Linked DNA regions of Homo sapiens: all the other regions are linked to region 1. A link is a contact called in ENCODE Hi-C or POLR2A ChIA-PET data. All regions are on one chromosome and are shown on one strand. Each heading gives the region's core, a stretch centred on a gene start or an enhancer-like site at or near the end of the contact. The rest is flanking DNA. Distances are from core to core; before and after follow the strand shown.

Region 1 (3,227 bases), core at 150-2,649:
GCCCTCACCACCTGCCAGGCCCTCTGCCATCTGGTTTTCCTACTGAACCCTCCCCGACCAGGTGTTTTCCAGATGGAGAAACAGGCCCTACCTGCCTTGCTCGGGGGTGTGCAGCCATTTCAGGGCACAGCTGGCCGCTGGGAGAACCAGGACTCAAACCTGGCTCTACGCCGGCACTCACCTCGTCGATCTCACACTGGACCACGGACTCCACGGAGGGGTGCTTCACCACCTCCCGCAGGACACCTCCATCTCCGCCCCCGATGATCAGCACCTGGGAGGAGGGGGCAGTCAAGGCAGGGGCCCTGGCAGGACTGGGAGCCCCCAGGCCCCTGAAGCAGACCCCCTGACCCCTCGGACCCACGGGCCTCATCTTTTTCTACCCTCGGAAACGCTTTCGTGCCGGTGTCCCCTTTCCTGGAAGTTCCTTCCAGGGCTGCCCTAGGATTCCGAGGCCGCGTCAGTGTCGGCCCCCACCCCTCCGCGGGACGCCCCTGGCCTCGCTAGCACTTTCTCTGACAACCATGCAGGCAGCATCTGGGAAGAGCCCGGAGCACACCTGGGGCCGCCCCTCGTCCGGCACTGTTCCAGGGGACACTGGGGTACCTTTCGCGGGTTGGGGTGGCTGCAGAGAGGCAGGTTGGCGATCATCTCCTGGTAGGAGAACTCGTCTCTCTCCGTGCACTGGATGACACCGTCCAACACCAGCACGTTGCCATAGGTCTTACTGCGGGCGGAGTGACAGTCGGGGACCTGGGTTCTCTGGGGTGGGGAAAACGTACCCCAAGCCGCCCTGGGTGAGGAGGGTCTCCCCATCCCGCCTAGGGGTCCCAGGGATGAGGAGCGATGGTGACACGTGGCGAGGAACGGCAGGCGGGCCGCCGGGTGGAGGCCGGGGTGGGACCCGGGGTCTCCTCGGGCTCTGACGTGTCCTGAGGGCTGACACGTGGAGCGGGGCGCAGACTCCGACTCCCCCACCCAAGAGGCCAGCCCGCAGTCCCAGCCCCAGCCCAGGGAGGCGGTGTGAGGGGTGGCGAGGGGGCCAGGGCAGGACGAGGTCCAGCCCGCTTGGGTCCCGGCGTGGAGAGGCCCGTGAGGCGGGCAGCAGGCGGCCCGGGCTGAGCCTAGGGGGCAGGCGCCTGCGGGCAGCGGCGGTACCTGCGGAAGACGAGGATGTCCTGGTAGCGCGAGCGCCGGTGGTGGAGCAGCTGCTCCACCTGCAGTGACAGGGCCTGGCCGGGCCACAGGCTGCAGGTCTCGCGGAACCAGCCCTCGCGGATGGCGGCGGGGCCGGAGGCGGCGGGGCCGTCGGGGCCGGGCTCCATGGCGGGCGGGCGGGCGGCGCGGGGCGCGGGCCCGGGACTGCAGGCCGCGCGGCGCCGCAGCACAACGGGACCAGCTCCGCCCGCCGCCCGCGCCGCAACCTAACCCGGGCGCGGGGCGGGGCCTGCCGGCGGGGGCGGAGCCCGCGCTCGCCAATGGCAAAGCGGCCTCGCCTGGCGCTCATTGGCCACCGGCTCGCAGAGCGGCGCAGAGTGGCTGTGGCGCGCCGTCCGTCGGCGGCAGCAGGGTAGTGCGGCCCGCTCCAGGGGCCACGTGGGGCCCGGCCGGGGCCGGGCGGCCGGGTCGGGTTCCGGGGCGGGCTGGGCCGGCGGAAGGGGTCCGGGTCCTTCCTCCGCCCCAAGCAGCCGGGGCGGTGCACCACCGGCCCCCGCTTCCTTCTCGGGGTTGGGAGGCACCGAGGGCCTCGAGGGGCTGCGGGACTCGGGCTTGGTGTGGAGGGCAAGAGCGCTGCGACGTGCGGACTGGAGAGTCAGCCTTTGGGCTGGAGACACGGGAGCGGGTGGCTACAGTGGTTTACGTTGTTGCACGGGGCGAGTAGAACGTATCCTTCTTTGCGTCCAAAATCTGGTTCCTTGTTGGATTTGAACAGATTATGTGGCTCGTCGGGGCGAACCGAGGGTTTTTATTTACTTGGAAAGAATCATCACAGCCCGCGAATTCACAAGCTGGATTTAGCCATTTTCCCTTAGATTCTGCGCCATGAGCCTATAGGCTGTTGAATACGAGAGAAGTGCTTTTCTAAACGAGTTTCTAAATTTACCAGCAGTGTCCAGGAAGAGGCCCAGAACATACATATTCAGCACCAGAAAAGACTGGCACGCAATTTTTCTTGACAAACTGGGTCTTGCTCTTTGAAGGGTGGGTGGGAATGTGCTGTTTTTATGAGAATGTCAAAGAACTTCTCAGAATCACATTAAGCATGCTAATTACCAAATATTAAATGCTAATTGTTCCACACGCAGTTCGAATGCCAAGGAAGGAAGATGAAACTAGTATAAGCTACTCTTGACATTATGTCAGGGATGGTTTTGACACGTTTTGCAGCCTCCACCTGGAGGTGGGGAACGTTTCCTGTGTCGTCCCCAGAGCAGAGTAACAGCGTTGTTTATGGGTGAGAGCAAGCCTCAAGCCTAGGCAACAATGTGCCTTGCTTGCTTTTAAGCTCCTTCTAAAGGGGAGGTAAACCAAGACCGCTAAAGAATTGCTAGGTGCCTGGGCGTGATGGTTCACCCCGGTAATCCCAGCACTGTGGGAGGCGGAGGCGGAGGCGGGCGGATCACGAGGTCAAGAGATCAAGACGATCCTGGCCAACATGGTGAAACCCCGTCTGTACTAAAAATACAAAAATTAGCTGGGCATGGTAGTGCGCGCCTGCAGTCCCAGCTACTCGGGAGGCTGAGGCAGGAGAATCGCTTGAACCCGGGAGTTGGAGGTTGCAGTGAGCTGAGATTGCGCCACTGCACTCTAGCCTGGGCAACGATAGTGAAACTCCGTCTCAAAAAAAAAAAAAAAAAATTGCTAGGCAGCTGGGCACAGGGGCTCAGGCTGATAATACTAGAATTTTGGGAGGCCGAGGCAGGAGGACCGCTTGAGCCCAGGAGTTCGAGACCAGCCTGGGCAACATAGCAAGACTGTCTCTAAAAAATAAAAAACATTGCTAGGCAACAGCTTCCATGGACTTGTTCCAGGAACGAAGATTATTCTTGAAATGTCCACGTAGTGGATAAGACAGAGTCAATCAGTGTGTCCAGTGCTACAGGCTTGATTGGGTTCAATCCTGTACTTGGGTCAAGGTGTTTGCCTACATTGCCTGTACTTCCTCCAAGACATTTCTGCCTCTGGGTTGTAACTGCCCGTGTACTTGTCTGTGTTCCCTAAGCCAG
Region 2 (3,495 bases), core at 142-2,641, 360 kb before region 1:
TAGCCAGCAATCTCCATTCCGAAAGAGCTTCATTTCTTTGTGAATATTTGTAAACTAGATATCTAATGGAAAATTATAGGAAAATTATAGTGAAATTCATGACGGAGAAATCCGATTATCCCTAATTCAATTATGCCATCTTAGCCCACACAGCACATTTCCCATTTTTTTCCCATAAATACCGATGCCAGGGGTCCCGGTAATCAAATAAAATTGAAAATCATCTTCCCATTAAATTCAATTAGCCGCAATTTCTAAAGCCTATCAGAGATTTTAATTACTAAATTATAAAATTCTCCAATGCTAAATTGAAACCAAAAAAATTGCACATCCTTATATTTCAGAGAAAAAGAAAGGCCAGCAAAATCCTTGAAAAATGCCCTCTTCTCTGTGGCCGGCTCCGAAGCAGGCTCCCCACCTGGAAGAGGCCCACCATCACTGCCTACTTGTCCAGCTGGGGATGAAGCCAAGGGGCCAAGGAGGGTCCCTGGCAGGGGAGGGCTGAGGGGGACTGGCTTAACAGAGGGGCAAGCCGCACCTCCAACCCCAGCGAGCTCCTCCAAACTGGCCTTCCTCTCGTGGGCTCTCCTGGCTCCTGAGAAGTCCTCAGCTCTGTCTCATACCAGGAAGCCTCTAACTCCCAGTGTCACCTTCTTGGCCCATGAATTGGGCTCAGGCTTAGGTCACAGCTTGGCCTCAGGGCTCTGTGTGGCTCCAGCACAGCGGACCGGACCGGAGGCAGCCAGCTCTTACCCAAGCACTGGCTCTCCAGCCACTCAGCTCCCCCACCGCTCCCCCACCCATGGCCTGGCCTGGGTTGGGGGTGGGAGCAAGATGGAGCCTGGGGTTGGGGGTGGACAGGTATCACACATGGCTCCATGGCCCAGAGGCTGCTTGCTCCAGGGCGTTCTCAGGGGCCCATGAGGCCTGGCAGGGTACCAGCCTTCGGGGAGAAGAGCTGGGGATCGACATGGCCCAAATCTGGCCTCTCCCTGCACTTCCAGCTCATCCTCCGTTCTCCTTCCCCTCTCCTGGGAAGTCAACGGCCCTGAACTGGCCAGGAGGAACGCCCTTGTGCCCTGGGAGAGGATCACACTTTCCCCCCATTTCCTTTTAGGGAAGTGCTGGCCACAACCCCAAACAGTAGCCCCTCCTCTTCCCCCAACCCCCACATCCCACTTACCCTGCTCTAAAAGGTGCTCTCAGAGTCAGTAGAGCCTGGGGATGTGGCATCGGTGGGGGCATAAAGTGACCCAAGGTCTGAAAGCCAAGGTAGGTTGTTGGGTGGGCAGCTGGCAGCCCTGGCAGATCCAGGACAGTCGGCAGAAGTCTTGCTGGCAGCCCAGCACCCAGGGAGCCGGGAGCAGGTTTAATTTGCCAGGCAGCCAGGAGTGCCAGCAGGGGAGGCACCCGCAAACAAAACAAAAACAAAAAAGTTAATTATCTTTGGCTTTTTCTTAATAAATATCCAAACTGGCCCGGCCGGATCCTCCACTTTGGAGGGAGAGAGAAGGAGGAAAAAACCCCAAACCAAAATCCAACAGACTGATTCTCTTGTGTCTCCCTTCCCCTTTGTCTCACCCTTGTAGGTTTCTCTTATCAGAAGCAGCGACGGTTTCACATTAATTTCCCAGTTTTTGTGAGTTCAAGAGTGTGGCCACAAAAACTTTAAAAAAAAGTTTTGGGGTGGAAACGTGGAGTGTGAGAGAAGAGAGAGGTAGGTGGGAAGAAAAAGGTGAGAAGAAACAGAAGAGAAGCAGAGACAGAGAGAGAGAAAGAGAGACAGGCAGAGAGAGAGAGAGAAACAGAGACAGAGAAAGAGAGAGAGAGACAGAGAGAGAGAGAAAGAGAGACAGAGAGAGAAAGAGAGATAGAGACACACACACACACACACACACACACACACACACACAGAGTATGAAGCAGGGACCTGGGCTAGTTGGGTTGCCCTGTGGGCCTGGCCCAGCCTGTGGCCCCAGCCCGGGCGGGGACCTGTTCTGGAATGTTGGGTTGGCATTTTGTCTCAGTTACAATGATCAGCTGCAGAAGATATGGGATTTCTCATTTTAAGCTCTGAAACCACTTAGGTTTCTCTGGCTACTTCAGTTACCCTGTTGCTGCTGGTTCCTGCTCCAAGCCTCCCTTCTAGGAGCAGGGCTGGGGAGAAGCCAAGGGAGGGGTCCCAGGAGGGGAGGCCCGCTGTCCTTATGGGAGGTGTGAGGTTTTCTATGTGGAGCTGCCAGCGTACTTGGGGAGAAGACACGTGTGCTGCTGCCTGAGTCTAGGTGTTTGGATGGTGTATGTACACGCCTGAGCCTGAACTGTCAGACACACATGATAGGCACATGTGTGTCAGGGGTGGGGTGGGGGTTAGCCAGGACATCAAGCAATCCCTCATGGAGCACCAGCTCTGGAGTCTCAGTACCTGGGTTCACACCGCAGCTCCATCTTCTACAGGCTCTGCTCCCTGAACCCAGGCACTGACCCTCTACCTTCCCAGCATCTTCAGGAAATCATCGTTAGTGGAACCCTAGGTCTGCTGATAGTGGGGGACAGAGAGGGACTGCTAATGAGTACAGGGTTTCTTCCTGGGGGAATGAAAATGTTCTAAAATTAGATAGTGGTGATGATGGTACAACCTTGTGAATATCCTAAAAACCACTGAATTGTACATTTTAAAAAGGTGAATTTTATGGTATATGAATGATATCTCAATAAAGCGGTTATTAAAAAGTGGGGGAAAGACGGGGGATCATATTAGCACTTCCTGAATAGAGTTGTTGTCACACAGCACTCAGCCCGCACACAGTCAGTGCTCAATAAGGATTAGCTGTTAATATGGATCAGTCCAAGGCCTGGGCTGGTGTCCATGGGTGTATACCATTGGTGCTTACAAATATCTACTTGGGCCCCTGATGCCAGGGCCAGCAGGTTGTCAAGGAGCTGAGCTGCCCCAGGTGTCTGGTGGGGCTCCTGGGCAGCTGCTCCCTGGCAGGGAAGCGGGTACGTGGCCCTCCTCCTGCCTCCTGCCCGGGTCCCTGGAGAGGAGGCTGCCCACCGTGGCAGCCGGGTTCCCGTGCGCACTCTCCCTGTCTCGCAGACACTCATATTCTCCATGTGCAGCAGACCGTGAATTCACCTTCATACTAGTTACAGGGTTATTTAGCTTCTCCTGATGCTGACAATCACAAACTTTAATTCGCTGCCTGGCTTCTCCCTGCTGTGCCCTCTGCCCACCCCCAAAATCCTTGGGAGAGGATGGGAAGGACTTAGGTCCAGCCCCCTCTCGCCAAAGCTCGCCCTTCAGAGTGATGGAGTGATGGGAGGAGGGGGGGCGCGGTCAGAAGAAGGAGATAACGGGCAAAGGGCTGGAGGGAGAACAGTGCGGGAGAGAGGAAGTACCACCAGGGCTAAGGGGAGCTTCTGTCCTGCTCCTCCAGCCTGACACTAATGTATTCAACCTGACATCCCATCTTGTCGTGAATGAAGACTCGG
Region 3 (3,228 bases), core at 530-3,029, 420 kb after region 1:
AAAACAAACGGAAAATAATCAAGCCATTCTCCCAGCCAAGAAAACCCTTTGCTCTCAGCTGGGCTTGGGAACACACTTTGTGTCTCTCTATTGCTCCCTTAAAAACAAATCTTTTCCTTGTTCTCCCTCCTCCCACCCTCTCACATGGCTCCTCATTCTCTGCCCTCCCTCTAGGATATGGCAAATGGGACTAGAAGTTTGCAGGGTGGTGCCAAGTCTGGTCCTCTGTACTCATATCAGATTTGGCCTCTGGTCCTGGGACAGCAATTTTCACACCCTCTACTTCTCGGGAGAGATCTCCTGTCTCTTTCTCCCCTTACAGCTCACAGTGGCACCCTTCACCCCAGGAACTGCCCCCAACTCTAATGTCTTTAAGGCCAGATGGAGCCATTGGGAGTCTTCTGACAGACTTGGCCAACCTGGCAATGGCTCTCTTGAGACCTTGAGCACATGGGGAGTGAGTGCCAGGGCAGGGACACTGGCTCAGGCCATTTGCTTCTGCATAGATAAGCTCTCAGGGCACCCAGAGTCATAAATACCAATGCGTCTAGTTGACAGCCAGTCAGTGGGTACAGCTTCCAGCCAGGGACTGTACAGCAGAGAGACAGAGCAGGAGCAGCAGGTGAACAGCACAGGAGATCCACTCAGCACCCTGACATTTAGAGGTGCGTCTCACCCAGTTTTCCTCTTTTAAAAATAAGGGCTGGGGATGGGGAGGGGCTGCTGTGGGTTCAGCATCAGTGTGTTGGCTGGCCGGGTTTGTTATATTTCATTCATAACTCTCCCATATTCTTCTCTCTCCCATAAGCCGGAAACCTCCTGAAGGCAAGGATTGTGTCTCACCATTGCCCTATCTTCCCAGGTCCTTGGTCGGCACACACCCAGGACAAATGACAAGCTCATGGCTCACCCTCACACAGCATGGCAATGGCCTCCCTCCTTTCTGGCTTCCGTCACTGACATCCCTCCACCCTGCAGCTGGGGGCTGGCAGCTGGCCCCCTTTTGAGGGGTCCCACTTCACTCTCCCTGGGCAACACCAATGCCAATGCTCTCTGAGCCCTGATGGAGAGAAATGGGCCAGGGTACTGGCCTGCCCCCCTCCCCCAGGCTCTTTCTCCTTGTGGCCCTTTGGCTAGGGGTGTCAGGCAGGTCATGTGCTAGAGCTGGAGGGATGCCCGGTCCCAGGGGCTGGTATGGCTCCGGGTTCTGGTGCCAGAGGGGTAAATGAAGAACAAACGAGGAAGGGACGGCGCCAGGAGCCTGGGCTTGGCAGCTCCCTCCGGAGGGCGCCCGGGGATGCCCGCGAGTGTCCAGGAGGCTGGTGACCTGCCAAGGCTGGGCGGGCTGGCTGGAGAGGAGCGGGAGCGCGGGCCCGGGAGAGACTTGGGTATCAGGAAACTCGGAGGCGGGGCTGGGGGGTGGTGCCTGGCCCGGACCGTCTGCAGGGGCGGGGACCGACCCCCAGGGGTCGCTGCGCCTTGCGCTTCCCCCGCCCGCGGGCGCCAGGGCCGGGCTGAACCACCGCGCGGATCGGCAGGGGGAGCGGCGGCGAAGACAGCGCCAGACAGCGGGTCCCAGAGACCGCAGCGCGCGGCGTGGCGCAGGGTCTCGCCGGCCACTGATTCAAGGCGCGGCGGCGCGGAGCCCGAGAGGCGCCAGGGATTGGGCGGCAGCGCGGCTCCGGAGCCTGGCTCGGACACCCCCGCGACCCGTGGTAGGAGCCCGGACCCAAACAAAGGCGGGCGGCGAATAAAAGGCGGCGGCGGAGCGGAGTGCTCGGGTTGCGAGCTGAGGACTGGGATTCGCGCGCAGCTTCCCGCGGTCTGCTTGCCCTGGAGCGGAGGGGGAGCCCCAGCCTCCTGCGGCTCCGAGAAGCTTCCCCCTGCGACTTCCGCGAGGAGACGAGTCTGCGCAGCGTGGTGGCCGCCGCCCCCCGACCCTCTGCGCACTCTCTCCCGCGCCGGCGGCTCAGCCTAGCCCCGTTCGGCCGGCCGAGGTGAGTGCACGGCCGCGGGGCGCCATCCGGGCTTGGTCTCGGGGCTGGGGGATGCATTGCTAGGAGGAGGGGGAAGTCCTCCGCGCCGTCCGCACCCCGACCTGCTTGGCGCCGCGCGCGAAGTTCTCTCGCTCTCCAGCCAGCCCGGGATGCGGGCCTCGGAGCCCCCCGGGAAAGACGGTCAGGGGTGGACAGAACCCAAGCTTGCCCTCTACGACCGGGCCCCAGCTCCGCACCATCTCCCCGCGGGACTGCAGCATTCTTGGTCGGCCAAGGGGAGTTGGATGTTGGATGTCCAGGAACGGCAAGGCTTCCGACCTCTGGCCCCTGCTTGTCCCCTCTGAGGGATATCTGGGTCCATAAAAGTTGAGCGTCAGTCTGAAGCCGCCCTTGGATCGGGCTCTCGCCCATGCTAGAGCGGAGGGAGGGGACAGAGTAAGGCTAATGACCCCCTCCACCCACTCCCTACCTAGCGTACTCGTGCTCTCGGAGGGACATTTCCCCGATTAACCTGGCTGCAGGTCCGGCCGGGGAGGGCGCGTGGGGGCTTGGGGCGGGCCGGGCCAGCGATGGATCCGCGCGCGCGAGGGTCCCCAGGCTCTGCCGAGAACGCGAACGAGGGTGGAGGTGGAGTGGGCAGCCGGGCAGTGGCGGCGCTGAGGGTCGGGAAAGATTCCCAGCGCAAGGGGCGCCAAGTCCCGGGAGCCAACCCCACCGCCGGGAGAACTTTTCCCAACTCCCTGGGGAGGCCGGCAGCAGGGCTGGGAAGGCGCCTCCTTGGGGGCTTCTCTTCTCGGCCTCTGCTCCACGGCCGGCGCCAGCTTCCCGCTGTCCCCCACTCACTGCGAGACTGCGCGCAGGTCTCCGTCAGCCCACTCCCCGGGTCAGCACCGCGGACAGCGCCTCGCGGCCGCCCTAGAAACTCAGAAGCCCGCGCACACCCACAGTCCACGCGCACACTCACACCCATCCATGCGCACACACATATCTACAGACCACTGGAAAACAGTCCACACACATACACTCGCGCAAGTACACACCCACCCACAATCCTCAGGCGCACACAATCCACGCAGACCCACGGTTCACACGCACGTGGGCGGACAGATCTCACAAGCACACACGTTCGTGGACCTGGGCAGCATCTTCGCCCCCGCTCTGCACTCGAGGTTGCTGTCTCCGGACTCACTGACTAAGCCCCAGATTCCAGAGCCCACCACCTGGTGTTCTC

What was found. Hi-C counts contacts between places; a loop is a spot of excess contacts on that map. ChIA-PET counts read pairs that join two places held with the same protein, here RNA polymerase II (POLR2A). Pooled maps may share reads with other maps.
Region 2: a map with no recorded cell type shows a loop between it and region 1 (3-fold over the local background). The contact joins the enhancer-like site here to the promoter of SRM in region 1. A Hi-C loop is called at or near these places in 3 of 37 single-sample maps with no recorded cell type and 8 of 50 pooled maps. POLR2A ChIA-PET finds 5 or more read pairs at or near these places in 1 of 52 experiments (BJ).
Region 3: a pooled map shows a loop between it and region 1 (10-fold over the local background). The contact joins the promoter of DISP3 here to the promoter of SRM in region 1. A Hi-C loop is called at or near these places in 8 of 50 pooled maps. POLR2A ChIA-PET finds 5 or more read pairs at or near these places in 2 of 52 experiments (H1 and Panc1).

Annotation. Positions count from the first base shown.
Region 1 is chr1:11,058,619-11,061,845 of GRCh38, forward strand. It overlaps SRM (spermidine synthase), which reads right to left and starts at 1,400. Exons shown (of 8, transcript NM_003132.3): 1 at 1,159-1,400; 2 at 607-727; 3 at 182-274. The coding sequence starts at 1,325. RefSeq lists silencers at 920-1,109, 1,320-1,849.
Region 2 is chr1:10,698,205-10,701,699 of GRCh38, forward strand. The region is part of intron 3 of CASZ1 (castor zinc finger 1); the gene reads right to left. Among named protein-coding and RNA genes, the nearest start is that of CASZ1, 97 kb to the right of the region's middle. RefSeq lists an enhancer at 3,219-3,495. Within about 2 kb of position 1,392, at least 5 of the 41 ENCODE cell types and tissues checked have a DNase peak (open chromatin) inside an H3K27ac peak, as active enhancers do.
Region 3 is chr1:11,477,376-11,480,603 of GRCh38, forward strand. It overlaps DISP3 (dispatched RND transporter family member 3), which reads left to right and starts at 1,780. Exons shown (of 21, transcript NM_020780.2): 1 at 1,780-1,997. RefSeq lists a silencer at 1,367-1,686 and an enhancer at 2,331-2,932.